Regions from separate parts of the Homo sapiens genome. Here region 1 is linked to region 2. A link is an interaction called in ENCODE POLR2A ChIA-PET data of the cell type or tissue named here. Cell type or tissue: OCI-LY7. All regions are shown on one strand. Links, peaks and the distances in the headings refer to the core of each region. The heading gives the core; the rest is flanking DNA.

What was found. ChIA-PET counts read pairs that join two places held together with the same protein. Peaks named below come from ENCODE experiments on the same cell type or tissue, not always from the same donor. Only the 100,000 strongest peaks of a DNase experiment are listed, where the experiment ranks them.
Region 1: POLR2A ChIA-PET joins it to region 2 with 7 read pairs; 4 of 35 experiments call an interaction of 5 or more read pairs at or near these places.

The regions. Positions count from the first base shown.
Region 1 is chr4:40,960,845-40,976,307 of GRCh38, reverse strand. The region is part of intron 6 of APBB2 (amyloid beta precursor protein binding family B member 2); the gene reads left to right. Among named protein-coding and RNA genes, the nearest start is that of NSUN7, 220 kb to the right of the region's middle. RefSeq lists an enhancer at 9,177-10,139. In OCI-LY7, for the core only: no CTCF peak of the experiment used is centred there; no DNase peak of the experiment used is centred there.
Region 2 is chr4:41,182,847-41,198,309 of GRCh38, reverse strand. The region is part of intron 1 of APBB2 (amyloid beta precursor protein binding family B member 2); the gene reads left to right. Among named protein-coding and RNA genes, the nearest start is that of APBB2, 24 kb to the left of the region's middle. RefSeq lists an enhancer at 8,704-8,783. In OCI-LY7, for the core only: no CTCF peak of the experiment used is centred there; a DNase peak (open chromatin) is centred at 8,439; H3K4me3 peaks cover 1,642 bases; H3K27ac peaks cover 2,662 bases.

The DNA.
Region 1 (15,463 bases), core at 3,794-11,793, 220 kb after region 2:
CCACTCGCTGCTATGAAACTGGGATTTTTGGCTTATATTCAACATTGTTGGTTTTTTTCATGTCTAAATAATAATTTGAAATTAAAGTCTAATTTTAGTAAATTTTCTATATGCTATTAACTCTGTAGCACTGAATTTTATAGAGGAGAGAAATAATGAAGGTTTTATGTGAAACAAAAATAGCCTTAAACATTATTAATATTTTATGAGTTTGTATAAATCTTCATACTGCAGATAGTTTTCCTAATATTTTTGGCCAGAAAGAAGGATAAAAATTCATTTAATAAAAGTCTTTGAATATTTCCATATTTCTATATTGTGTGGGGAAAAAAAGAAAAAAAAAGCATTTGAGTAATGTAAATTTACTGGTTTGGATTAAATGAGAATGAAAGTATTCATGAGAGTCCCTAGAATCAGTTAATCCAAGTCCTGGGTTAAGAAATAAGAAATCAGTAGAGAATTTGTTCTCTGTTTTTGTAGAGAATGAGGTTTATATAGGGGAAAGTAGAGTGGTTGTTGTGTGTGTGTGTGTGTGTGTGTGTGTGTGTGTGTGTTTTCTTACTACATTTAAATTCTTTATTTACCTGAAAGCTGTTTGTGTGCACTGTAGGGAAGGCATCATGACGTGATGGTTCTCTTGCTAGGCCAACTCTAAGATTATATGAGATAAAGCATGTGGAGTATTTCATACAGTGCCTGGGGCAGTAAGGACTCATAAATGTTAGAAGAGGAAGATATTTATTAATAACGTGCAGCATGTACCAGGGATTGTGCTAATGATACGTCCATGAGGTTTATAGCCTCAAGGAGCTGAAATTCTATTGCAGAAGTCAGACAATAATTAAACACAAAATTAGACAAAAATGGTTGTGATTAGTACTCAACATAGAAAAGCACTGTGGTGCAGGGGAGTGAGGGGAGAACTGGATTAGTAATTTGAAGCCAAAAAAAGGGTGAAAGCCTTTTGAGAAACCAAAGATAGATTCCCTGTTGTCCATATACTGGAACACGTTCAATTCACTTATTGAAGACTCTCTGGGCCCTTACTCAAGGCCTGTTTACTCGGATTTATGTACATTTCTAACATGGTTTCATAGTTGACAAGACATTATTTGCAGTGGGTTAGAAGAGAGTGGATGGTGGGAGGACGGATCAGCAGAAAAAATAAGCTGATAGAACCAAGCCCTCTGGTATTAGGGAGTGATAGCCTAGCATTGGGGTGGGGAGGAAGGAGAGGGACCCAGACCAAACCCTAAATGCTGAAAGGACATGTCAGTTAGCAGTGGTAGAGACAAAGGGTTGAAGTGTCTCTTGTTGTAGCAGTTAGCAGTTGTAGCAGAAATTGGAGAATATTCTGCACATTTGGGATAAAAGGGGTATGTAAGTAAAATCATGTTTTGAGCACTTTTTTTAATAAAGCAGAGAAATGATCAATGAGCATCAATGCACATGCCCCTCGGCATTTGTAATGTAAGGTTGCTTTGGCTCCACTAGAAATGTGAGTTCCTTAAAGGCAGCGACTGTATGCCATTCTTACTGTGTATTCTCAGAATTTATGTTAGAATCCAGCCCAAAGTAGTGAGTCGTTCAGTAGATATTCTCTGATCATGTTAGATTAAAGAGGTTTACTTCTCCAGACAGATCTTCATGGAGATATTGGAATTAGATATGCCTGAAATTGGATGTATAGGCAAGCTGTAAGTTCAGCATCCCTTCTTATAATTCTATAACAGAGAAGTGGTTAGGCAACTTCTGTTCTTTTAGTCTCTGTTTACTATAATAAAACTATAAATCTTTCTCCTTTTAAAAAAGTAGCTGTATATGCCATTTATTAACTGGTTTACTGATTTGTTGGTCTGTTTGAGCACACATGTATTGCTCCTTCTGTGTCCTTGGCCCTGGGCTAAAACCTGAGAGTATAGTGTGGTGAAGATTTCTCCCTACCCTCAAACAGTTCTGGTATCTCTGAGTACATTCACTATATTAATAAGTTGAATTGTGTCCGCCCAGAAAGATACATTGAAGAGCTAACCTCTGGTACCTATAAGTCTGACATTATGTAGGAAGAGAGTCATTGCACCTGTAATCAAGTTAAGGTAAGGTCATTAGAGTGGTCCTAATCCAATATTTAGTGGTGTTCTTAGAAGAGGAAATTTGGCTGGGTGCAGTGGCTCATACCTGTAATCCCAGCACTTTTGGAGGCCAAGGTGGGTGGATCACAAGGTCAGGAGTTCGAGACCAGCCTGACCACCGTAATGAAACCCCGTCTCTACTAAAAATACAAAAAAATTAGCCAGGTGTGGTGGCGCGTGCCTGTAATCCCAGCTACTCGGAAGGCTGAGGCAGGATAATTGCTTGAACTTGGGGGGCGGAGGTTGCAGTGAGCCGAGATCGCGCCACTGCACTCCAACCTGGGCGACAGAGTGAGACTCTGTCTGGAAAAAAAAAAAAAAAAGGAAATTTGGAGACAGACACACACACAGAAGAAAGAGAATGCCAGGTGAATCCAGAGGAAGATGGATATGTGAAGACAGGCAGAGATTGCAGTTGTGCTGCCACAAACCAAGGAATGTCTGGGACTACCAGAAGCTCAAAGCAGCAAGGAAGAATCCCTCCTTAATGGTTTTGCAGGGGAGCATGGCCCTGCCAACACCTTGATTTTAGACTTTTTGCCTTCAAAACTATGGAACGATAGATTTCTGTTGTTTTAAACCACTCAGTTTGTGATACTTTGGTACAGCAGCCCTAGGAAATAAATACAACTGTAATACATTTCTGTGTGAATCAGAGACCTGGTGGGAAATAGGTGATGACTCCAGTGAGACACAGGGGTGAGAGCACACTTAAGAAAAACTTCCAAGGTATGGGGAAGGCTTCTAGGGTTGGCAGCGGCAGGTTTTCATTAGCACGTCCAGGCCTGAAGGGCTAAGTCAAGAGAAAGTTCTTGGAACCCAGGTAGAGCTAGATTGACACCTGTGAATTTGAGAAGATGGCCTGACTAGTCCAGGCTAACTTGTGCCATGGTAGAGAGGAAGCTGGGGTGTTAATATCCTGACCTTCTTTTCCCAGGCTCTCTGATCACTTGCTGAGCCTCTTATTGGTCGAACCTGCCAAGAGAGCTCATTGATGTAGTCCATAGAGTTTACCTCAGGATACACAGCAGGGTGGAAAAGAGGGAGGGTCGATCTGGAAGGGAAATTGGAGAATATTCTGCACATTTGGGATAAAAGGGGTATGTATATGTCATTCAAATATATGTTTATGGGAAGGAAAGAATCTAATGTGTAAGACAGTGTTTATTGTACATACCACTGGTTCTCAACAAATACTTCTGATTAAGGATATAAAATATCTAGAAATGTTTATGTTGCAGTCTAAGATTCAAGGCTGTGGAATTCATTTAGCAAATTCTTATTAAGCACTCACTGTAGTGCCAAATCTTAGACAGGCCCTGGGGATAAGTACTGAGCAAAATTGACTCTATCCTTTGCCTTCATTGAGCTAATAGTCTAATGTCACCAACTGTATTCACTAGGGTTAAAACTTCATGGGATTCGTTACTTCTCTCATGACACACAATGTAACTGGAAATTACTAACTGGATTCCACTCTTCACCTGTGGACTGCAAGCTTTGTGAAGTCAGCAGTGTGGTTGCCTCTGTTTACTTCTAACACCTAGTTCAATGCCTGGTTCCTGGCACATGTGCATTGAATGAACTGATGAATGAATACATGAATGAATGAATGAGTGCCTTGTATTTACTATTTAGGAGTTTCTGAAAATTAGTGGATGACTTAAAGTATATAAAAGTGGACAAATTAAATATATTAGGGATTTTGCTATTTTATTTATTTATTTATTATTATTTTTTTTTTTTTTGAGATGGAGTCTCGCTCTGTCACCCAGGCTGGAGCGCAGTGGCGCCATCTCGGCTCACTGCAAGCTCTGCCTCCCGGGTTCATGCCATTCTCCTGCCTCAGCCTCCCGAGTAGCTGGGATTACAGGCGCCCGCCACCACGCCTGGCTAATTTTTTGTATTTTTAGTGGAGACGGGGTTTCACCTTGTTAGCCAGGATGGTCTCCATCTCCTGACCCTGTGATCCACCCACCTCGGCCTCCCAAAGTGCTGGGATTACAAGCATGAGCCACCACAGCCGGCCAGGATTTTGCTATTTTAAAGGATTGTTGGATTAATCCTGTATAAAATTGAGCAGTAAAAATAGTCTATAATTTATCTAAGTGTGGATTTTTATTTGTGGGAATTTTATTTTTTGTTGAGAGCACTTTTGTTCGATGTTAGAGATTGAAACCAAATATTATATTTTAGTTTTCTCTGGTCACTCTTCTTATGAATTAATTGTCCCGTAAGGATACGCGCTAAAGTTGAAGCTCAAATCTGAACATGAAAGGATTCATTATGCACTATAGGCTTTTCATACCTATTAATAAGTCAATGGTTTGAATGTAGATCAAGAATTTAAGGGATTACTTTCACTAATTTTAATGTTAAAGCAAAATATCTGCCACCTGGTGTCAGATTAAGACTCAAAAGGTGTCAAAAGAAGGGGATATATGATAGGTTTTCTTTCTCTACTTTTGAAACATTTTCTAGTACTAAATTAGAGATATTAACTCCTTCAGGCCTCTTAAGTTCTATTGCTAAATAGAGATCAGTGCTCCTTTGATGACCATATAAGGAAAACGTTTCTGGGAAAAATATTGCAGAAGCCATGAGCGGTTATGTTATCTAATAGCCTCAGAATGGGAAAATTTAAAGAGAATGGAAAGCAGCTGACATAACCATTTTCCCAGAGAAAGCTCCTCCTGCTTCTGCATAAAGATGTATAATGTAATCCTTAGAGATCTCACTTCAATTATTGTGTCCTTTATTCGAATGAATAAGTAGAGAATTTAGTTTTTGCACTTGTCAGTACTATAACATGCCTTCTCAGCTTAAAAGTAATGGAGGAAATTACTTGTAAAAAAATTAATGAAAGAGATGAAAGATAAGAGAATTCAGGTTTAAAAAGTCACTGGTTTGTTTCTCAGTATGTTTAAATTTTAGGATTAATTTTTTTTCTTCCTCCTAGAGTTCGAGTCTCATAAGAAAGAATCGTGTTAATAGCCCCCGTTATGTTTTGCTGGAGTTTATCAGTCGGTAGAAATCTACTGAGCAATAAGAAGATGTTTCATAGCCTTGGTATAGGAATCATTGCGAGCTTGAAGGTTCACCCATACTAGGAACTTCTAAGGTTACAAGTATGTATGAAGGAAAATGCTTCTTCTCTTGAGACATAAACTGTAAATAAATGGCACAGTCAGAAGGGGACTGTTTAGTTATTGGACCTTGGAGAATTCTTAGAAGACATAGGGGCAAATGTATATGTACTGTCTGAGAGAGAGGAAGCCCTCCAATGTTTGGGAAGGGACAGTCTTTGGTTTTGCTGGACTTAAGGTGATGGTTTGCCTGGGACTGAGGGGTTTCCTGGCTTGTGGGACTTGCAGTGCTAAAACTGGCCAGGTTCCAGGAAACGAGGGCAGTGGGTTACCCTTAACTAACGTGACCTGCTCATTGCAGGTCACTTAGTGTGCCTGGCCTCTACCTACCAGTGGTGCCTCATTGTGGGAACCCATCACTCCCATACATTTTCATGTGTCCCGAGATAGGAAGTACCCCTCGGGAGAACTACTCTGAGTCTAGCCCGTGGTGTCAGAGCATTCTAGTCTCACTGGCAAGACCATTGCTGAAGTAGAATGGATGCATGAAGCTGTCTTCAGTCTTAAAACAAACAAAACCCAAATGCAGTTAGTTTAAATGCCTTTGGTTCAAAAAAAAAGGAGGAGTGGGGAGAGGTTGCAATGTTAATCTAAAATCAATGCTTGGAAAAAATGAGGAAATTGATTCTGAGGAGAATGAGAAAAAAAATGAGATTGAAACCATACTAAACGGGGCATCGAGTGCAGTGCCATGCGAAAGGAAGTCTTTCATTTTGTTCATAAACGTTTAAGTCAAGTTCTCACTTATTCATGATCCTTATTAAGGAGTAATTAGTGGTTCCCATATAATCTTCAAATTAATTTATATAGTCATGCCAAGATGTCCAACTTTTAGAAGATTTGGGAGGGTAGGAGGATTAAGGGACTTCCAGGATAATGGGCCCTCATCCCTCTTCCCCATCTCCTTTGAATAAACGGTTGCTTCCTAATGAGAAAACAATCCTGTAGAAGGGATGAGGATGAGGGCAGAAAAAAGATGGATCCCCTCTGACGTAGGCAGGTTTAGGGTAATATCAATACATGTAAGGGCAGGATATGTTTTGAAAAATCCCTGACTAATTACAGGGCTGTTATACAGCACTTAAGTATGTGTTATCATTATATGTGAAGAATATAGATGCAAGCACAATTTTATTGATTGAAAAAGCCCAGCCTGATTCTATTACTTAAAGGGATTTTAAAGATATTATATTGGGTAACCTTGGGTTGAAACATGTTCCCTTTACAATCCAAAACTGGTCAATGTATTCTTTATTTAACCTGATTGATTCTTGTCCTCTCCCTTTAAACATAAGCTTGTTCACAGAGATACAGCTGGAAGTCATGTTGTCATGACAACAGTTACACGCTGGGAGGAAGGACTCTTTAAAACATCCAGGGACTGGGTTTTTAATCACTGATTTATATTGATAGCAAAATTAAATGGGGATGCAGAATTCATAATTATATGTTACTTTGGCTCCATATTTTCACTTATTGACATGTAATTTTTGAACACGTTAGGATAAATAGCTTTTTACACTTATACAAATTCATCTCATCTGTTGTCTATGTTGTCAGTAATAATAATCTGAAAACATATGGATTTCCCTGCTCCAAACTCTTGATAGCATTGTGTTGCCTGTATAATAAATTCTAAACTCATGAATGTGGTACATACAGTCCTGCAAAAAACAGCTTCCACTTTTCATTAGATTTTCTTCTTAAAAGCATTTATTATGGATCTCACACATGTAACTTCAGGGTCCTTAACTTCAGGGTGTAGGAGCTAAAGGAGGTGGGTGTGTCACACTAGAAACTATAATGCTAAGTTGAAATTTGCCCTGAATAATTTGTCTCTAAATGGAGATGGTAGTACAGAGATGTATTAGTCTGTTTTCACACTGCTGAAAAAGACATATCTGAGACTGGGTAGTTGATAAAGAAAAAGAGGTTTAGTGGACTCACAGTTCCATGTGGCTGGGGAGGCCTCACAATCATGGTGGAAGGCGAAAGACACGTCTTACATGACAGCAGGCAAGAGAGAATGAGAGCCAAGCGAAAGGAGAAATCCCTTATAAAACCACCAGACCTTGTGAGACTTACTGACCACCATGAGAACAGTATGGGGGAAACCTCCCCCATGATTCAATTAACTCCCACCAGGTCCCTCCCAGAACATGTGGGAATTATGAGAGCTACAATTCAAGATGAGGTTTGGGTGGGGACACAGCCAAACCATATCAAGAGAGGAACAGGTTTATTTCAACAGTGGGTGATTAGGAAAAGTTTTGTGGAGGAAGTGACCCTTGAAGAATGAACAAGTTTTAGTGTCAGATAGAAAAACAGGAGATTCCAGCCCATAGGACCAGCAAAGGCACAGGGATACAGATATGTAAGGCATGTTGTGAGACCAGTGAGTGTCCATTTGGATACTGGATTGGAATGGGGCATAAGGAAATGAGATGGCAAAGAGAGGAGAAGCCATATTGAAGAGGGCATTGCATGCAGTGCCATTCTAAAGGAAATCTTACTTTGCACAGGAAGAGGAACAAGAATTGGTTGAAATGGATGTTCATGAGAAATTAATAGCTGTAGTATGATTAGAGGAAGCACTGTAGTCACAACAAGCAGTCATAAAGCCAGTTTTGAATCCAAGCGAGGCCCTGGAAAGTGTAGACTGAGGCACTGTTAAGGAGGTTAGCAAGCAGAGCATGCATCTACGAGCACTGTACTTTTCTGGAGTCAGTTTCTGAAATACAATTTTATATATTGACTAATAGGTACTCAGGAACATAGGTTCTGGTATATGACTGCCTGGCTCAAATCCCAGCCTACTGTTACTAGCTCTGGGACCGTAGTCAGTTACTTCCCTCCTCTGTTTCTGCTGTAAAATGGGGAGAAGATGACACCAACCTTAAAGGGCTGCTGATACACAGTAAGTGCTTAGAACAACAGTGCCTGGCACACTGTCAGAACTTCAGTAAATGTTAGTGTGGCTGCTGCTGTTGATGAAATGTGAAAACACTGCTCAGTGTTTGGCACTTTTTATGCTTTTTAAAAGCTATCTCAAGAATGTAAATTATCGGACTCTATTTCTACCCAGCATCTCAGCCTACCCCTCTAAAAGCCCTCCCTTCCACTTGATGGGTAGCTGTTGTCTAACCATTATGTCCCAGGCACTGTGCTTAGTGCTAGGGGTACAAATGTCACAGGATCCTTGGAGGTGTAGCTCTTCTGGCATGAAACCTCTGGCTGGTTGCACCTTTGCCCGAGTTTTGCTCGGGCCTGCTGGGCTCATTCCACCCACTTGGCCTGGGAGACTGCACTCGGCTCACGCTTCTAGCCTGGATCCCACACCTGCCAAAAGTGAGCCAGACACGAGTGGCAAGGGCTGTGTGAGTGAGCATGGGGTCCGGCCACTGCACACAGCCAGGCATACCTAGCTGTGGTGGGGCAGGCAGCTCCAGGTGCTGGCATGGGTACTGGCTCCCTGTGAGGCTGTGGCTGGACCAGGCATACTGCAAGTAACTTCCATGGCTGGCACCAGTAAACGCATCGGTGCCCAGAAGCTTGGAGATGCCAGGAACCACAGAGCCCCAAAGAGGGAGTCATAGCCCTGGCTCAGGGAGCTCCTAGGCCTGGGCTCCCCAAAAGGCTGCAGCTCTTTTTCTCATTGCCTGCAACGTGGCAAGCAAGGGGCGTGTTTCAACCCTGTTTGTGTTACAGCTCTTTCAGCCCTGCCATTCTGCAGGTCCCGAGTTCTTGTCCTACGTCCAGGAAGAATGAGGTATGCAGACAAGTAGAGGGTGAGCAAGGTGAAGAGGTGCTTTATTGAGTGACAGAACAGCTCAGAGGAGACCCACAGTAGGTAGCTCCTCTCCACAGCCAGGTCATCCTGTTGTCTGCCCAGCTCTCAGCAGAGAGGAAACCCACTGGGTTAGCGCCTCTCCACAGGCAGGTGATCCCATCATCTGCCTGAGTCTGGCTGAACCTGGGGTTTTTATGGGCTTCAGAGGGGAGGAAGTGCATGCTGACTGGTCCATGAGTGACCATGGGCAGGCCTAAAAAAGCACCATAAATTCTCACCCTGGTCCATGGAACTGGCAGCCCAGCCCCTAGGCCTCTGGTTGTCCCTGGCCTGAAGGTGCGGTTTCACTGTGGACCTGACCCTTTCTGCCCAGGAGCCTATCTGCCTCCTGCCGCCATTAACCTGCCATTCACAGTGCCCATGGTGCCCAGGCTGTTCATGCTGAGGGGTGCCTGCAGACCTGTGCCGAGCCACCCTTAACCTCCCCTCAGCCTCTCTGCTGTGCTTGTTGGTGCCCAAAGTTTGGAGGGGGCTGAGGCAGCAGGGGGCTGGTATGCCAGCACTGCCTCAAGCACGCACATGCCCATCCAGGTTGTGACAGTGCCCAGGCTCAGCCACAACTGCTCCAAAATTGGAGTGGGGAGAGGCCAGGCAGCAGGAACAGGCACTTCTGAGCCTGCAGGGGCAGGGGGCTTTCTAGGCCCCCAAGAGTACAGAGATGCCTGGGTCCACATTAGCAGCTGGGTGGCTGTAGCTGCGCCCAGGAGGGTAGTGCCCCCCTCCCTCCAACTTGGAAGGTGGGGCAGCATTCACCTGTTCCCAACTCCCTCTGGCTGGTGGAGTCCACAGCCCTGGCCATGCCTCCTCCACTGCAGCCAGCATCATAGCAGCACTCCAGATGGGCTACCGCTGCCATCACAAAGACGAAAATGCAAGGATCTTGTCATAAAAGAGTGTGGCAGCCTTTACTACATAGCAGTTCGTGCATACAAAGGAGTGTGAGGAAAATAGTACACATGTGACAGAGAGAAAGAACGAGGGGGGAGGAATTACTGAATATATAATCTCTAAATTGTTAATACAAAGGTCATTTTGATTATAAAAACACCTCCCAGTAGTAGATGCTTAAGTCACATATTTGTGCATCTATATTGGTAAATTATCAGTTTTTTCCAATTTAAATCATAGTTTCAGTATGAGTTATATTAGGATATTCTTTGTGTTTAGTTTCAAGGATTGGACTTGAATTTCTAAAGAACAGCATTAATTCTAGAGAAGGGTAAAAGTGTTGAAAGTGAGAGCAGTAGAACGTTATGAGTGCTTCAAAATTGTTGGCCATTCCTTACCTAGAATTTTAATATTTAATTCAGAACAAGTTTTGTATCCTTCCAGTCATGGGACCACATGATGTTTTCCAGGACCTTCCAATTTGAGGCTCCAAATAAATTTTATAAAAAGAATCTCTCTTGAACCTCTGGCTCACTGGAAGCCTCTAAAATACTGCCATTCATTAGAAATACAATGTGAGCCACATCCCTAATGTTAAATATTTAATAGCCACATTCAAATAAGTAAAAAGCAATAGACGAGGTTAATTTTAATCATCTATTTTATTTAACTCAATATATAAAAAATATCATTTTGACATAGAATCCATATAAATATTATTATTTTATATCCTTTTTATTGTTTTCCAAATTCATGTGCGTTTTATACTGACAGCACATCTCAATTTGGACTAGACACGTTTAATATGCTCAGTAGCCCCATGTGGCCACTGACTCCCCTATTGGACAGCACAGCTCTAGAACTTGGGGCTTTTCAGAGCCTTGGGCCCCTCCAATAATTATTTAAACAATGTCTGTATCTTTGGTGACTTTTCATTAGTATTTTTACAGTTAAGGAAATATATAAATCTAAAAATGCAAGTTTGTTTTGGACTTAAATTGTAAGCAGTTAATTATATGTCATAATTCGTGATATATTTTCATCCCTGCTCCACGCATGCAAAGCATCCCTCTTATTTAATGGACTTACTTGTTTACTTGCTGTTATTTCCTTACCTAGCTGCCACGTTTTTCCACCCATAGTCAACCATTTTTTTTTTTTTTTAATTTTTTGAGATGGAGTCTTGCTCTGTCGCCCTGGCTGGAGTGCAGTGGAGTGATATCATCTCACTGCAACCTCCACCTCCCGAGTTCAAGCAATTTTCTTGCCTCAGCCTCCCAAGTAGCTGGGACTACAGGCACGTGCCACCACGCCCAGCTAATTTTTTATATTTTTAGTAGAGACGGGGTTTCACTGTGTTAGCCAGGATGGTCTCGATCTCCTGACCTCGTGATCTGCCCGCCTTGGCCTCCCAAAGTGCTAAGATTACAGGTGTGAGCCACCACTACCGGCTACTATTCTAATGTGTTTAATGGGTAACTTTTTGTTCAAAACTATACTTGCAATGTGCATTGTTGTGTGTGTGTGTGTGTGTGTGTTTATTCAATGGGTATTTTCCCCCGTGTACTGTGTTTTGGAGATGTATCCATAGGCTATGTGTACATGGGCTGCATTGTTTCCAGTGGCTGGATGGTGCTCCATTCTGTGAATCCAACACATTTTACCTTTCCCCTGGTAGAGTGATAGACTTGCAGGTTGCCCCCATTTTCCCAGTACCACAGGGAGCACCCCGCACATTCCTCTAATTGAACTGCATGAGAAGGCATGTGGCATACACTCTCGATATTGCTGGGCCATAGGGTGTATGTCGTTTACTTCTTTTGGGGAAAAAAATGATTTGTTTATCTTATTTTTATTGATGAATGTATGGATATAATTTTACGTGGTTTTGCTCAGTGAAAAACACAGCATTGCAATTGTTGGTTGAATCAGATGACAGGTAGGTGAATCAGTTATGGACTGTTTTTTTAGGGATAGCTTACTAGTTCAATGCTTGTAGGTGTATTTCTCAAACAGACCCAGTGGCCACAAAAGAGGGTCAAGCTTTTCCAGGGTGACCAGTTGAAATCTGGGCCAAGTACAAGTGTATGTAGCCTTTAGTCACAGTAAGAAAATCTTCAGTTCTTGTTCTATCAGCAGAGCAGAATTTATTTTTTTTTTAAATGAGTTAGTCATGGAAGCAGAAAGTTGGTGGGGGGTTGGAGGGATAAAAAAAGGTATTACCCTTAACAAAAAGAAAGCCCATGGAAAATTCATGATGAAACTGCATTCTTGCTTTTAAAAGTAACTTGTACTGTTGCATTCTTCAAAGGAAATTTTTTAAACTCTGTATTTTCTTTCAATTCCTTTCTGTTTTGGGCTCCATGGTTGGGTACTTCCCACTGTAATATTTTCTAAAGAGAAGGGTAAATGCACTCAGTTCATTCATCAAAGCATGTCTGCAACACAGGAAGACACGCAGTGTTTTCTTCTATGAGGAAGAAAGCACAAACAGCTGTCTAGGACAAACTTCTTGACACAGCCATGCACTTGGTCCCACTGATGTTTGCCAAAATAGGCGATTATTGTCAGTATTTTTGTCAGCAGTGAGGAAGACTTTGATATAGCATCGGATTCATTTGCTTCCAAAGAATGTTTCTCTATTCCCACTTCTGAGAGCTAAGGATCATTTATGTGTGATGAGCAGAGTCTTCTCTCAAAGGCCTTTCATTTATAGTAATTCCTTTCATAGAAAAAGTAATAGAGGCTGGGCGCGGTGGCCCATGCCTGTAATCCCAGCACTTTGGGAGGCCAAAGCAGGAGGATCGCTTGAGCCCAGGAATCTGAGCCCAGCCTAGGCAACATGGCGAGACCCTGTCTTGCTAGAAAATCAAAAAACATAGTTGGGTGTGATGGTGCATACCTGTGGTCCTAGCCACTCAGGAAGCTGAGGTGGGAAGATCGCTTGAGCCCAGGAGTTTGAAGCTGCAGTGAGCCATGTTTGTGCCACTGCCCACCGGCCTGGGCAACAGAGAGCAATACCCTGTCTCAAAAAAAAAAGAAAGGAAGAAAAAAAGAAAAAGTAATGGAATGAGTTTGAGGAGGAAGATGCTTAGAACATGCCAGAATTCAAGAGCAGAAAGACCATCATTAACAAATGGACGCTAACTACCAGTAGATCCAGAAAGAAGGAACTGGAGCTAGCCCAGGACAAAAACCTGGTATAAATCAAGATTTTCACAAGCGAGAGGCTTAGATTTTGCAATGAGGAAGGGGAAAAAAAGAACCAAAGTATTTCTGTAGTGTAACAAATTTGGAAACCTTCCCAGAGACCCTGCAGATAAGAAACCTCTAACGCTTCAAGAGCGTTTTTCTCATAGGAAAATAATTTTAGCTACTGGCTGGAATTCGAGGCCTAGTGGGTTAACTGGTACATTTGTGGGTGAATAAAAAATAGCAAACAGCATTTCTGAATCTTTTTTGGATGTCATAGCAAAGGAGGACTCAGATTCCCCAGGCAGGCTGTATGGTGATATGTACTCCCCAACCCCCACCTGAATCCCTCCCTTCCTCCTTCCCTCCCTTCCCCCACTTCTTTGTCCTCCTCTTTCCCATTCATATAGATACTATCTAGGCAACCTTTGTAGTTTCTCAGAATGAGATAGGAAAAAAAGGGGACCACTCCTAAATACATTCTCTTATATTCAGAAAACTTACATTGCCCACCTATGACGTATGGGACATGTTTGCGGTACCTTGGTTGATTACAGTAAAAAGAACAAGAAGTCTGGTCTTTGCTTTAAGGAACTTAGATCTGTTCAATTTGTGATTAATAGCATCGATAAGAGACCTTTTTGAACATTTTGCAACCGAGAATTCACAATTTAGACACCAAATAGTTCTGTGTTCTCATCTTTACAGAAAGGAGGATGTCCTTCTAAACTTTGAGCATGAATTATCGTTTGAAAATTTTGAGAATAATTATTTCATTTACTGGTTCTTTCCTGGAATTTTGGCTCAATTACCTAATATTGTCTTATGCTAGATTCTATTTTTGAGAAGCGTTAAAAAAAATGGCAGTTTCTATACATGCATCCCTGGCAGATGGGATCCACAAATACCCCTGCCTCCTTTCTGTCAATAGCCCCTGCATCTTTGAAAAACTCAGAGCTCTGCATATCACTTTTTCATTGCTGGGAAAGAAAAACCAAGCTATTCCACAGGTGTGTGGCAGCTAATTGGTTTTGCCATTTTGTTAACCCTCTAGAGAACGTTTGCTTTCCTCTCTTGACCTAGAATTGGAGGGTCTTGAGGAGGAGAATGGCATAGATCAAAAATTGAAAACCTTGAGTCAGATTAATGACTGGATGTTGCTTGTGGTTGGCTGAATCCTGCAGGTATTTCTTGAAGTTTGTGAAAAAATAAGCCCAATGCAGTGTCTGCATTTGGTCTGCATTTGTCTGCATTTTTGACAATACTTGGAAATGAGGTTAAGATGCTTGGATTGGTGGGTGGTGGAAAATGAATGAATCATAACCGATGAAGTTATATTCCAACAATATGATGTTTCAGAAGGAGTCTTGGGCCAGATGAGAATCAGGAAACTGGTTTCTTTTTTTTTTTTTTTTTTTTTTTTTTTTTTTTTACATCTTTTTTTTTTCTTTCATTATTATACTTTAAGTTTTAGGGTACATGTGCACATTGTGCAGGTTAGTTACATATGCATACATGTGCCACGCTGGTGCGCTGCACCCACTAACTCGACATCTAGCATTAGGTATATCTCCCAATGCTATCCCTCCCCCCTCCCCCCACCCCACAACAGTCCCCAGAGTGTGATATTCCCCTTCCTGTGTCCATGTGATCTCATTGTTCAATTCCCACCTATGAGTGAGAATATGCGGTGTTTGGTTTTTTGTTCTTGCGATAGTTTACTGAGAATGATGATTTCCAATTTCTTAACCCAACTCTATAATTTAGATGTCTATATGTTTGTGTTTGAATAGGAGATTGCAAAGCTAATCCATTAGAAGCTGTTTCTTTCCTAGACTAGGCCTGGAATTTAGTTTTTTGCTGTGAGATGAATGAAATAGGATGAATTTCAACTATTAGTAATACAAGACCCCAAAATAACTGTGACTTATTACAATAAAAATGTACTTCCCTTTCACATAGAAGCCTGGCAGTAGCAGTCCACTAATATGATGGCTCTGCCCTACAAAGACCTCAGGAACCAAATTTCTTCTGCCTTCCTGCTCTGCTGTCCCTAGGCTATGTCCTCATAGTCCAAGGCAGCATCTCTGTTGCAGGCAGAAGGAAAAAGTATGCCCGACTGCTTTTTTTTTTTTTTTAAAGGAGGGCTCTTGGAAATTGCCATACAGTCCTTGAGCTCACACTTCAATGGTTAGAATTTACTTGCATGGCCACACCTAGCTGCAAGGGAGGCTGGGAAATGTAGCGTTTATATC
Region 2 (15,463 bases), core at 4,218-12,217:
CAGACAGGATCCCTGCTTTCCTAGATCCATCAGGCGCTTATTCCTCCATTAACATGAAGAAGAAGGACATGTTCCTTGTGGTAGCATTATGGGCAAGAGCTGGGTGTAGCCTTTCCTGTGGACCTCAGAGACATGTATTAGGGAGGTGGTGAATATGGAGCCAGACTGCTTGGGTTTAAATTCTAGTTCTTATCAGCTCTGGCCTTGGGGAGTGATAGAATTTTTGAATTATTTCTCTACCTCCACATCTGCAAAATGGAGACAATAATAGCGCCTTTCTCAGTAGGGTTATTGTAAGGATTAAATGAGTTAAAATACTTAAAGTACCTAGAATAGTCAGCACGTAATGAATATTGTTATATTATCAAATGAAACCAGAAAGGCCTCAAATTTGTAAATTCATTCTTTTGCATTTTATTAAGTGTAGGGAGTTAATGCATAAATCAGATGGAGCTCTTTTCCACATAGAGCTCATAGTCAAATGGGGGAGACTTATTCGTCTACATGTTAGTGAAATAGCATATGAACAAAGAATATGGGGGTAGAAAGAAGAGTGTGATTAAATCTCCTAGGAGTATCAGGAAAAGTTGTTTTAAGACGGGTTTTGAAGGTTAAGTAGGAGTTTGCCAGGCAACAAAGGCAGAATAGAGCTTAGAGGATGTGGGAGGAAGCATCTCTAAAGACGTTGGCAGGTACAGCAGACACCCAGCAGTCACAGTGCTACAAGAGTATAGACTCTGGAGCCAGGATTGAAATTCTGCCAGTTACTGTTGTATGACCTTGAGTCACTTTCTTGACCTCTCTGTACCTCTGTATTTTCATCTTTTAAGTGGGGATCACAGGCTTTGGGTAGATAACTTGGAGTGCTTAGATCAGTGTTTGGCCAAAATAAGTGCTCAGAAAATACTGGCTTTTATTAGTGTTATTATTCTTGTATTTGCTATTGGAAGATAAGCATTAAGAAGGCTCATCAAATATTTTTAGTTCAGTTCAGTGATTCCTGTGGGCTTGGATAAATGCTGCGGCCCTGAGCCCATATACTCTCTTGAAAACAACTTTCACCATTTGAACACTGGTATTAAGAGGGGAAAAAATAACATGCATATTGTTCGAGCAGGAGAAAAAAATATTAAAATAGGCCAGACATTGGCACAAAGTTGTGTACAGATTGCTGATTAGGCAAAATAAAAAAAATAAACCGGCATGTTGAGCCAACATGATTTTGTTGTTAAATCTGGTGAACCACCTGTATCTTTAAGTGATCAATTTAAAGATAGTTTTGGTTTGTTGTTAATTGTCTTCAAATTACCCAGTGACATCAGTCTATGTTCAGAACTAATACAATTTAAAAAAACTAGTGCTGGAGCACACCCTCCGTGGTGGTGCCGCCTCACTTGGGCTGTGTTCAGAGGGGGAAAGGAGTGTGTGGGATTTCTTCGGCCACACATTTCAGAGCTATGATGGCAAATGCATGATTTCAACTGTGGTCTCACTTAGTTTTATTTTTATTTTTGAAGAGGAGGATTATTTCCAATTGTGGTTTTCTTTGATCATGAAAGGAAAATGTGCTCATGATGGCAAGAGTCAGGCAAAAAGAGACTAAAAAGTAAACATCACTAGAAATTTCAACATTTGGAGATAATTGTTAACACTTGTGGTCAAACCTTCTAAGCCTCTCCCCACTTGCAAAAAAAAAAAAAAAAAAAAAAAGCAGGGGGCTTTTCTCAACGACAGGAACAGCAAAGACCAGCACTGGATGTGGGGCAGTGAGGTTTTGGGGGAGATGCTTAATTGAAAATTGTTTTGGAAAGTTCCAGACAAAAACAGCAAAATGGTGATAATGGAATTTTTTTGCATTGAATGTGTTTAAAATCTTTGCGATAATAAGTGGCTGGGCAAAGGTTACCTATGTATTCATCCAGCATGTGTTTATTGAGTACCCACTAGGTGCTAGGGGTATAGTAAGTGGACACAACAGATGAAAATCTGAACTTTGGTGGCACTTGCACCCAGTGTCAGGACTATAGACAGTAACTAACCATAGTACGTAATTGACATTACAAACTGTAAGTGCTGTGATGAAAAATGAACTAGACGGGGGGATGGGTGATCATGGGATGGGCTAGGAGGGGATGTGATTTTTTTTTTTTTGAGACGGAGTCTTGCTCTGTCGACCAGGCTGGAGTGCAGTGGCGGGATCTTGGCTCACTGCAAGCTCCGCCTCCCGGGTTCACGCCATTCTCTTGCCTCAGCCTCCCAAGTAGCTGGGACTACAGGCGCCGCCACCACACCCAGCTAATTTTTTGTAGTTTCGGTAGAGACGGGGTTTCACCGTGTTAGCCAGGATGGTCTCGATCTCCTGACCTTGTGATCTGCCCGCCTTGGCCTCCCAAAGTGCTGGGATTACAGGCATGAGCCACTGAGCCTGGCCGGGATGTGATTTTTAAATCGAGGAGAGGACTTGAAAGAGTTGAGGGAGGATCCCCTGGGTTGTGCATATGGCGGGAAGGGGTATTCCAGGAGTGGAGGATGTCAGCAGGGTGGGAATGGGATCAGTGAGGGGAGGAGGAGCAGAGGAGTCAGAAGGATCTAAGGGTAGGGCTGAAGGTGGGAAAACAACCTGTAGGGCTGTTTAGGACACGGAAAGGGCCTTGACTTTGCTGCCAACGAAGATGTGAAGGCTCCAGGCAAGGGTAACAATCTAACTTACATTTTATGAGGGTCCTGTGGCAGCTGTGGTGAGAACAGACTTTAGGGGTGCTGAGGTGGATCAGGGAGACCTGTGGCGAGGCTCTTGTGTGGTAATCTGGTTTGGGAGAATGGTGGAGAACTGGATGCAGGTAGGAGCAGTGGAAGTGGCAAGAAATGACTGGATTCTGAATATTTGTTCAAAGTGGAGCGAGCACGGTTTGTTGATGGACTGAATGTGGGGTGTGATAGAAAGAGAGGAGTCAAGGACAATTCTGAGGATCTTAGTCGGAGCAGCTGGAAGCAGGAGGCTGCTGTGAATGGAGATGGAATGGAGCTGGTTTTGGTGGGGATTTCAGCCATGGATACCATCATTTGAGGTGTTTCATCAGCATCCTAGTGGTGATATGGACTGGGCAGTTGGACTTACGAGTTTAGAGCTTAGGGCAGAGGTCTGAGAGGGGCCTGTAGGTTTGGGAGTATAACGGTCACCCAGGGAGGGGGTGAAGACGGAGAAGACTTACATAGCACGGTCAGGTTAGGGCTGGACAGATGAGGAAGAGCTAGCAAAGGGGGCTTGAGGAGCAGTGGCCACTAAGACAGGAGTGTGACATCTTAGAAGCCAAAAGAAGACCATGTAATTCAAGGGAGAGGTATGATCTGCTGGGTCAGATCTAAAAATAAATCACACGTCTTCTTAAACTGTAGTAATTAACCACTGAAAACTTATGAGTGATCCAATATTACGTAAATAAAAAAAGAAAAAATTAAAAAAAGAAAAACGAGTGAGTGAGTATTCCTTAGATTTTATCTTACTTCAATATACAGAATTGTTTTAAGTATTCAGTACAAATTCCTCTGTTCTCTCTTCCCATACCCTAGAGGTCTCATTGTTAATAGTTAATAGTCTGGATAACCTTTCAGATGTGTGTATTTATTTTATTTTATTTTATTTTTTGAGGCAAGGTCTTGCTCTGTCACCAAGGCTAGAGTGCGGTGACATGATCTTACCTCACTGTGGCCATCCATCCTCAGACGATTCTCCCACGTAGCGGGGACTACAGGCGCCTGCCACCATGCCCGGCTAATTTTTGTATTTTTGGTAGAGACAGGGTTTTGCCATCTTGCCCAAGCTGGTCTCAAACTCCTGGGCTCAAGCAGTCCACCTGCCGTGGCCTCCCAAAGTGCTGGGATTACAGGCATGAGCCACTGTGACCGGCCCCAGATGTGTATATTTATTTTATCTATACTGATATCTGTATATCTGTATCTATAAATGATCTCTCTTCTTTTCTTTTTTGAGAGAGAGTTTCGCTCTGTTGCCCAGGCTGGAGTGCAGTGGCACAATCATGGCTCATTGCAGCCTTGAACTCCTGGGTTCAAGCAGTCTTCCTGCCTCAGCCCCCGGAGTAACTGGGAAGACAGGCACACACCATCACATCCAGCTAATTAAAACAATTTTTTTTTTTTTTGTAGAGATGCAGTCTCACTGTGTTGCCCAGAATGGTTTCAAACTCCTCAAAGATTGGGCTCAAAGTTCGGGCTCAAGTGATCCTCCCGCCTTGGCCTCCCGAAGTTCTTGGATTACAAGCTTGAGCCACTGCCTGGCCTCAATTTCACTCTTAACAAAATATTTCAAATATACAAATAATCTAAAAAGTGGGGACTAATGTTCTAGATACTGATATTCCTACCACACCCATCAGAAAAGAAATGCGAACACTGTTCTAGATGTTTTCAGATTTATCTTTACTTCTCCATTATTGCAGTTATTTTTACTATTTTTACTTGTGCCATTCAACATACACCCTCTTACAACTACTTGCTAGTGTGAGTGCATGGGTGTGTTTTCTCTCTCTCTCTCCCTCTCTCTCTCTACCCAGACTCTTCTACCCTGCCTAGGGCTATCCTGTGTTTTTCAGACAGTTGCTGTAACAGCAGCAGTGGTGGTTCTGTATCCAACTGGGTCCTGGGAGACCTGCAGAAGTAATAATGCAGAAAACAGCAGCCTCCGCAAGGAACATGTTAAGCTCACTGACAAAAAGTAGCTTACCTTGGGGAGTCCCTGGTTTCCATTCGGAGAGCTCAGGAGGGCCTGTGGGAGTACCATGGTCTAGGGGTAGGACTGAGGTTTTGGTGCCCTTCAGTTCTTTCTGCATATCCTAGCTTTGTCACCAGCTGTGACCTTGGACAAGTGACCTAAGCTTTATGCATCCCAGCTTTCTTCATCCAGAGGACTGAAAATAGTAATTGCCTCCTTGAAAGGTTGTTGTGGGGCTTATAGGAAATAACATATGTAAAGTGCCTAAGAGGCCTGTCACAGAGTATGTGCCAGTTACATTTGTTCTTTTTCCAGGTCTTTATCATCTTTTCCCTATTTTACTGTTAAGTTAGTTGGTGGACAAAAAAGATTGAGAGGTACATTATTTAAATAAATATGCTTTGGTTATCTATAACAGGATATTGAAGTTAGACAATTTTAGCGCATAAAATAGGTGAACTGAAACTAGAGCTCAACCAGTTTTTGCTTTTGTATTTTAAAATTTTAAATACAGTTTCTTAGCCAGTAAGCCTTTAGGTTTCACTGTGAACACGTTCATTGTCAAGCTCACTACTAGAAATCAAATGGTGCCTTTAACCTGTGGCTCTCAGGCCACCCCACTTGGCGAGTGACTTGGATTGGTGAGAACCCTCTTCTTTTTATAAAAAAGATTATTTAAAAAAATCATTTATAAGGTGTACAACATGATGTTATGGTATGATACATAGAGAGTGTAAAATCATTACTATAGTGAACCAAATTAACATATCCATCATCTCACAGTTCCCCATTTTTTTTGTTTTGTTTTTGTGCCAAGAGCAGCTAAAATCTGTTCATTTATCAGGAATCCCAAATATAGTACAGTTCGTTAGATTCCTAGTCTTGTTCATCCTACATATCTGCTACTTTGTATCCTCTGAACCTATATTTCCCCACCTCCCCCATTCCATTCCACTGTTTTATTCTCTATCTCTGTATGTTTGATATTAAATTTTTTTTTAAGATTCCACATATAAGTGAGATCATGTGGTGTTTTTCTTTCCGTGTCTGGTATAATACCACTTAGCATAATATCTTCTAGGTTCGTCCATGTTGTGGCCAATGGCAAGATCCCCTTTTTTAAGGCAGAATAATATTCTGTTGCATGAATATATCACAGTTTCTTTATCTGTTCCTTTGTAGATGGACACTTAGGTTGTTTCCGTATCTTGGCTATTGTAAGTAATCCTACAATGAACATGGCACTGCAGATATCTTAATGAGATGGTGATTTCATTTCCTTTGGGTATATGCCCAGAAGAGGGATTGCTGGCTCCTATAGTAGTTCTGTTTTGAGTTTCTTTGGTAACCTCCATACTGTTTTCCATAATGACTACACCAGTCTATATTCCCACCAACAGTGTACAAACGTTCCCTTTTCTCCACACCTTCAACAACATTTGTTATCTCTTGACTTTTTTGACAACAGCATTCCTAATGGGTGTGAGGTGGTACCTCATAGTGCTTTTAATTTCAATTTGCATTTCCTTGATGATTAATTGATGTTGAGTTTCTTTTCATATATCTGTTGGCCATTTTTATGTCTTCTTTAGGAAAAATGTCTATCCAGGTGACTTATTCATTTTTTATCAGGTTATTTATTTTTCTACTATTGAGTTGTATGAGTTCTTTATAAATTTTGGATCGTGACCGCCATATTAGGTATATGGTTTGCAAATGCTTTTTCCCAGTCTCATAGGTTGCCATTTCATTTTGTTGATTGTTTTCTTTGCTGTGCAGAAAAGGTTTTGATGTAGTTTGATGTAGTCCCATTTATTAATTTTTGCTTTTATGACCCAGGCTTTTGGCGTCATATCCAAAAAATCATTGCCAAGGCCAGTGTTAAGGAACTTTTCCCTTATGTTCTCTTCTGGGAGTCTTTATGGTTTCGGGTATTATGTTTAGGTCTTTTATCCATTTTGAGTTGATTTTTATGTATGGTATAAGATAAGGGTCCAGTTTTGTCCTTTTGTGTGTGGAAATCCAGTTTTCCTAGTACTGTTTATTGAGGAGACTATCCTTTCCCCATTGTGTCTTCTTAGTGTGCTTGTGAAATATTAGTTGACTCTATAGAACCATCTTCTTTCACACTTGGATTTTTAAAGGAGGGTTGGGGGAGAAATAAAAATAAATGAATGCGTAGAAATAAACTTTAAAAAGATTTGATAGCTGTTGATGTTGTCAGTGGACACCAGGTTGGGCAGGGGAATTAGATTGTTGCAGATTGTTCATAACCTAGCCACGTGGTTCGATTATGTTAAGCACATAGGCATTAATAAGGGGGAGAGAAGGCTGTTTATTGGTTAAAGTGGACAAAGGAGGAAAATACATGTGGTAGAAGTTGTCCACCCTCCTCATCCTCCCCACTCCAGTCCTCTGGTCCCATGAGTGAAATATTTTATCAGTCTGAGCGTTCTCCTTCCTGGATAGGCAAGGCTGCTGTCATTGAGATGTTTTTGACCTCTTGGGTGTGACCTGACTCCGCTGGGTCCCTGCCAAGCTTCTCCTCAGAGAGAATTGAATCGATCAGGTTGGGTCTCAAAGCATGGTCCACATGGGAAATGATGGGCCAACCACAGCTCTCTGGTTTTTCTTCTGCTAGCCTTTTTGCTGCTCTCGTTCATCAGAAACAGCAGACCAGCGTTGGTCCATTTCTTCAAAGCTCCTTAATCAGAAGTAGAGGATTAGCTTTCTTTGGCTTTTTTCTTTTCAGATCTTCTTAAAGTGTTTTACTTTGTATGGCGCAACCACTTTATGTTACTTTGGAGGTAAAGTTTAGCTGACTCCAGGAGTCAAGCCGTGTTTTTATGGACAGGTATGTGTGATTAGTATGAAGTTGTCTTGTGCATAATCTATGCAACAAAATACACTTAGTATCCAAACCTAATAATACAAAGGTGGATGCATATCCCTTTTCCATGCTGGATACTTGCTCTTCTTTTCCTACCTCTTCTGAGGAGATAATCACAGAACTTTAAGAAATAGCCTTTGTAGCTGGGTGCGGTGCCTCACAACCTGTAATCCCAGAGCTTTGGGAGGCTGAGGCAGGTGGATCACAAGGTCAAGAGTTTGAAGACCAGCCTGGCCAACACGGTGAAACCCTGTGTCTACTAAAAATATAAAAATTAGCCGTGTGTGGTGGTGGGTGCCTGTAATCCCAGCTACTCGCGGGCTGAGGCAGAGAATTGCTTGAACCTGGGAGGTGGAGGTTGCAGTGAGCCGAGATCGCGGCACTGCGCTCCAGCCTGGGCGACGGAACAAGACTCCATCTCAAAAAAAAAAAAAAAAAAAAAAAAAAAATAGCCTATGTAGGAAATTCTTTTGATATAGTAAGTTTTAGAAAGCAAATATACTACAATGAAATAATACTAAGCAGTATGTTAAACTATGGGACATTTTTATTTCTTCAAGGATTATAACACTGGGGGATTATCAACTTTCTAATGAAAAAAAATAATAGCACGTGTAAGATTGGACCTATTTGGATAATTAAATATTAATGAAAGAAGATGTGACTTTTGATTTTTAGCCATGAATTTTTAAGGGACTTCTATTTGAAGACATGCTGAATTGTTTACTAAATTCAGGAAACAGTTACAGATTTTCAACCCTGTGCTGAGGCAACGTGCAGGTGCTTAGGAGACAAAAGAGAATGGGCCCCAGGCCTGTCTCCCAGGGGTTCACAGACAGTAAGTGTTATCGTGGAGAAACCTGTTCATGTAACACAGAGGAGGGATCAGTTAGTTTTGTCTGGGGTGTTAGAGAAAGAAGAAGAAAGGAAATGACTTACTATGTAAGGACCACAGTTCTATGGCTGAAGAATCTGAGCCATGTCCAGAATACTTAGCTAATGACTTCCTCAGGAGAGAGAAGTATACCGCTATTTACTTGTACTGAGGACTTTAATTTGTTGAGATGCTTTTATTGCTTGATTTTCTGAGGTTAGGCTGTTTTATTGTTAGGTAGCAGCAGCCAGAGAGCTGTTTTCGGAGGGGATTTACTGTCACTGTAATGCTCTGGGGCTGGGAGACTTTTATTTACCCATTAACCTTTTACATTAAGGGAAAGCACACAGATCTTAGGTGTACTGCTTGATTTTTCCATATATATGCAACTGTTTAGCCATTACCCAGGTCAAGATAGATAACATTCCTATCCCTCCTGTGGCCTTCCTCCTGCCCCTTCCAGACAGTACCCCTCCCATTGTATCTTTATCACTGTAGGCAAGTGTTCCCTCTTTGAACTTGGTGTAAATGGAATCATGAAGTGATTCAGTATGTGCTTTCATTCTGACCACGTCTGTGCAACCATCCACGTTGTTGTGAGTAGCAACAGCTCATGTTTTTCCCACTGTATATATTATATGAATATACTTCAGCCTATCCACTTTACTGTTGACAGACATTTGGTTTTCCAGTTTATGGCTACTGGGAATAATGATGCTATGAATATTCTTGTATTTGCCTTTGGTAGACACTTACCAGGCATTTCTGTTAGGTATATTCTTAGGAGTAGGATTGCTGAATTGTAAGGGGTGTGTAGGTTGTTTAATAAAGTCTTCCAAATTGGTGGTTCCAGTTTACATTCCTACCAGCCATGTATGTTGCCACCACTTTTTCTTTTTTTGAATTGAGACGGGGTCTCACTGTCACCTAGGCTGGAGTGCAGTGGCATGATCTTGGCTCACTGCATCTGTGCCTCCCAGGCTCAAGCAAACCTCCCGCCTCAGCCTCCCTAGTAGCCCAGACTACAGGCACGTGCCACCACACCCTGCTAGTTGCCACCACTTTTAACCCGGTTAGAACTGCCTTTGTTCCTTACCTTAGTTCACATAAGCATCCCCACACCCACAGGCACTGTTTTAGTCTGTTCAGGCTGCTGTAACAAAATACTCTAAAACAACAGACACTTATTTCTCACAGTTCGGGAAGCTGGAAAACGTTCGAGATGAAGGTGCTGGCAGATTAGGGTCCTGCTTTCTGGCTCATAGATGGCCATCTTCTCACTGTGTCCTCACATGGCAGAAAAGGGCCAGAAAGCTCGTAGAGGATCTTTTATAAGGGCACAAATCCCATCCATGAGGGCTGTACCCTCGTGATCTAATCACCTCTTAAAGACCCCACCTCCCAGTACCATCACATTTGGAGTTGGGATTCCAACACATGAATTTTGGAGGGGAACAAACATTCAGTCTGCAACAGGCACCACAGCTGGAAATCTTCCTGCCTCTTTAAGATTCTTTTCTTTTACTTCATGGAGGTAGCTTGTCAATAGGGCTGGAAATGTCTCTGGAACCTGTTTTCTTTTTCAGTCCCCAGATGTCTTCATTTTTTTCTCACCTTCATGATGGCAAAGCCTGCTAATTGGTTGTTCTGTCTCTAGATTTTCTTTTCTACAAGCCAACCTCCACATGTTCCCCTAGAATAGAAAGATACATAACTAAAAGCACCTATCACAGTTTATAGGCACTTTAATGTGAATTGAATGGAAATCTGATTTAAAACTGGCTGTATTATACAGTCTAAACTCTTTTGCATAAATATGTATTGGAAAGAGTTAAGGAGTAATGATTTTTCATGCTATTGAGGATCTCATTTGGGAAAAATATAAATATATAAATCTCAATAGATGTTTATGTATGTATACACATATATACATACATGCATACATAGAAACTTTTTTCCTTTGCCTCTGCAGTGAGATTTGGATTACAAAAGAAGCTAAAGTACAAATGGATAACTCATGTCACATAAATGAATTGAGAGTACTGTCTGTTTAAGGATCTTTCAGTTTAGATTTTAAAAGTTTTGGTTGATAATAATAAATAACTCTTGGTTGGCACTTAACAGTTTATGAATGTGTATGTGTGTACATAAATGTCTGTGTTGCTTATTTAATTCTTACAATGACCATGTTCAATAGATAGTATTACAGTATTCTTTTTTGCAAATGAGGAAATAGGGTCTCTGATGAGCTGAACAGTCGTCCAGGGTAACATGAATTGTACTTGATGGTTTGGTAAAGATAACAAAGCCTTCTGAATTCATAGCCCATGGTCATTAAATTCATTTATCTCCTATCTGTGTATGACTTCTGCAGATAAGCTCTGAACTTAAGTTTGTGTGTATAATATTAGCCTATTGGTACAACTGTGTATTATTAATGTTGTTTGTTTTTCTCAAATTTAAAAGACTCTTATCTTTTTTCATGTTATAAAAATGGCATGGTTTTTAGTAGGAAACACAGCAGTAAATAACAAAGTATAAAAAGCCATTTTTTAAAAAATCACCTGAAATCCCACCATTTTGATAGGTGTTACATTTTAATATTTGGCAAGTAAAGGACTGCTGCCTTTTGCTACCTGAGATCTTATTTTGTATCATTGTATCTTCACTTCATTAGGAAAACAGTTCTTACAGAAGCTCATCTCTGACTTGATTTTATTTCTGTGCTGGGGTTGTTTGCTAAAACTTGAAATAATCTTAAATGAAAACACAAAATACAAAATAGCATTCTCATATTGATGATTCCTATATGTGTGCAGAAGCTAGGAATTTTAGTGATAAAATTAAGTTCTTTGTTGCTATGCATCTTAAATATTTGTTTGCATTTCAAAGGAACATATAGTACAGTCAAATGCATGGATTTGGAGTCTGACAAGTTTAGGTATCAGCTCTGGCTTCATAATGTCCTAGTTGTATGGCATTGAGCATGTTTATCGATTAATACCTACCTGATAGGGTTGCTGTGAACACCCAACAGTGCAAAAGTAGTTGTAGTTAGTAATAATAATAGTGCTGTATTAAATGCATTTTTTACTCATGATATTTTCAATTTATGGTGGGTTTATTGCAATGTAAGTCAAGGGTATGGGTAATGATGGTGCTTTATTTCTAGTCAGCAGTAATTTGTTTCCAGATAAAGTAGAGATCTGAACTACAACAGTGGTAATACTGAGTGTTTCCATAGGATTGTATAGACTCTGCATTTTTTTGAGTGAAACAGTTGTTGACATAGTGTAAGGGTTGACACATTGTATTTTTGAACTTCTTGGAATCTGCTTAATGGCAAACAGGTTGCTGAGAACCGAAGGTCTTAGCTGCAAAGTGAGCATACATACACAGCCCTGCAAAGCTAGGTGCATACCAGACAAGTGAATAACATACTAATTATTATCCTACCTTGGTAGTAATAGAATTGTAGCTTCAGGCACTATGTAAGACCTAGCTTTTTGAGCTGGCAAAATAGTGATTACTATTTTTAGTTCAATTTCTGCTCTTTAAAAAAACATAGTATACTACTTGCTACTCCTGGATGGTTTTATGTATTTTAATTAATGTTATCTTATTGCATTTGTACCCTGAGGCTGCTTTAGTGAAAGATATAATTTCAGAAGGCTGATGAAATTAGATAGGTCTGACTAGGAAGACTCTGTTATTCATATTTATGGTTATAAAATATTTCGGGTACATCTGTGTAAGACATTCTTGTGCTATAAACATACAGACACTGTTGTGAATCAATTTGCCTTAGAGTGTGGTAGAGTAGTTACAGACCAGTATAGTAGCTCTAGTGTGGGGGTGATTTGTTGTTTTTGTTGGGGGTGTTTTTGGTATTAAACATGACTTTACATTTTTCACTTGAAATCTCATCGTGCAGTGCTGTGTAAAGAAATGAAAGTGATTCTAAACCAAACACACACAACACTCCTCAGCTCTATTACTTTATAGTCAGGCTTAACACATTCTGATGGAATTGGCATGAAGTACGTGACCAGGTAGAAATCAGCTTTATTTGGTCTAAATGACTAGCCGGTTATAGGGCATGGAAAATCTATTTTAAATCACTTTCCAGAGCCAAATGCAATTAAGATGTTGCAATAAAGTGAAGGCCAATTCTCTGAGAAAGAAAGAAATACTATTTTGAATGAAAAAAATACTATTTTATTTGACATAGTCAATAAAGAAGAAAAGCTATAATAAACTATTTATAATGATAATGTGCAGAGCAGAGTTTTCTTTGAAATGGGAGTTAAGAATTACATAAAGGTGTCACAGAGTGATTGAACAGTTACTATACAGCATATTCCCTACCTTAAAGGTTAGGGTCCTGAAACCCTCTTTATGGTAGATCTTGTGGTTGTGAAATTTGAAATCTTAGGGGGAAAGGTCATGGGCATCAAGAGAAGAAGTGAACCTTAGGAAAACTTAGTACACATTGTTTTTAAGATTCTCTGAAATCAATAGCAATGTGCATTTTAGAAACCTCACACAGCTTCATTGTAATGCTGTGTATTCCTTTTGCTTTGTGATACATAATAACCATATTAAGATGCTTTTGTTGTATCCAGGGGCCAGTCATCTATCCAAATACTTATTGCCCTTTCTTCTTTCTGCTCTCCTTCATCCATCCATATATTTCCATTCAATCATTTCTCCTTTCCTGCGAGGTGCCATTTTAGGCTTTGGGGATACAATGAAACAAAGTTCCTGCCCTCAGTAAGATTACACTCTAGTGAAGGGAGATAGATAAGTGTCTCAGGTTGGATTCTCCACAGGCGGACGCTGAAATGGAGTTTGGGAAGCAGGATGTTTATTTGCGATCAATTCCTGTGAACAGGAGGTGGAAGGAGAATTGTGCAGGGGAAGAAGCTGAGCTGTGATGCAGGTTTGGCGGAGTCTCTGCCAACCTTCCAGAGAGCTCTGCAGTGAATGTCACCTCTCAGAGTGTCCCACACAGAGGTGTGGACTACCCTGGGAAGGATGTGACCTCAGGCAGGTGAGGCTGCACTCTGTAGCCAAGGCTGACCCCAAGGAACTGAGTCATGGACGCTGTTTACCTGCATTTGCTCAGCAAGTTCTTTCTTTATTGGGGGATCTAGCAATGCATCTCCCAGTCTGCCACAATAAGTACTTAAAGTACCTGGTGGTGACACACAATGGAGAAAAATAAAGTGGATGAGGGGGACAGACAGTGTTGGAGGGAGGAGAAGGCCTTAAGGAGCTATTTAAACAGAGGTCTAAAGGAATTAAGGGCTCTGGGGCAGAGTGGTCTAAGCCCAGGGAAGAGCTAGAGCAAAGGCTAGACATGAGCCTGGCCTGTTGGAGGAACAATAAGGGGGCCAGTGTGTGAGCTAGGGTATGAGCATGTAGGGTCTTTTGGCCATTGCCTTTTATCCTTTATGAGGTGGTGTATTACTTTGCTAGGGCTGCTGTAACAAACTACTATAAACTGGGTGGCTTAACCCAGGGGTCTTCTACCCCCAGCCAGGGATACTGGTCTGTGGCCTGTTAGCAACTGGGCCACACAGCAAGAGGAGAGTGGCAGGCCAGCGAATGAAGCTTCATATGTATTTACAGCCGCTCCCCATGGCTCTCATTACCACCTGAGCTCTGCCCCCTGTCAGATCAGTGGTGGCCTTAGATTCTCTAAGGAGCACGAATCCTATTGTGAACTGCACATGTGAGGGATCTAGGTTGTACGCTCTTTATGGGAATCTAATGCCTGATGATCTGTCGCTGTCTCCCATCACTCCCAGATGGGACCATCTAGTTGCAGGAAAACAAGCTCAGGGCTCCCACTGATTCTACATTGTGATGAGTTGTATAATTATTTCATTATAAATTACAATGAAATAATAATAGAAATAAAGTGCACAATAACTGTAGTGCGCTTGAATCATCATGAACCGCCCCCTCCCACCCCCTGCAACTCCCCCAGTCCATAGAAAAATTGTCTTCCATGAAACAACTTCTTGGTGCCAAAAAGGTTGGGGACAACTGGCTTAAACAACACAAATTATTGTTTTACAGTTCTGGAGGCTGGAAGTCTGACTCAGGTTATTGGTAGAGTTGGTTCCTTCTGAAGATCATGAGAGAAAGAGAATCTGTTCCATCCCTCTCTCCTAGCTCTTGGTGGTTTCCTGGCAATATGTGGCATTCCTTGGCTTATAGATCTCTGCCTTCATCTTCACATGGTGTTCTCCCTATGTATGTGTCTCTGTGTCCAAATTTTCCCTTTTTATAAGGACATCATTCATATTGGAATTGGGGCCCACCTAAATGACCTCATCTTAACTAATTACATCTGCAATGACATTATTTCTGAATACGATCACATTCTGTGGTACTGGAGGTTAAGAGTGTAACATATGAATTTTTGAGGGACACAGTTCAACCTGTAACAGGTGGAAAGCCGTCAATGGGTTTTGAGCAGAGGAATGATGCAATCCAACTTAGGTTTATAAAGGATCACTGTTTTGTGGAGAATAGAATGAAAGGAGGAAGCAGAGTCATTGTAAAAAGCCAGGCGAGACAATGGTGATTGCTGGGCCAGGGTGCTAGAGAGGGCGGTGGTGTGGACAGGTTCCAGATATAAGGTACAGCTGACAGAATTTCCTTATAAATTAGATATGGACTGAGAGAGAGAGAAAGAGAATGTAAGCATAGACAAGGATGGCTCTCCTGGGCAACTGCAAGAATGGAATTGCCATTTACTGAGATGGGCAAGGTCTTGGAAGAAGCCAGTTTGGAGGTACCATTAGGAGTTTGATTTAGGACTTAGGTTTCTGATGCTTCTTAGACATTGGTATGGTTAGGCTTTGTGACCCCACCCAAATCTCATCTTGAATTGTATTCCCCATAATTCCCACATGTCAAGGGAGAAAGTAGGTAGAGGTAATTGAATCATGGGGGT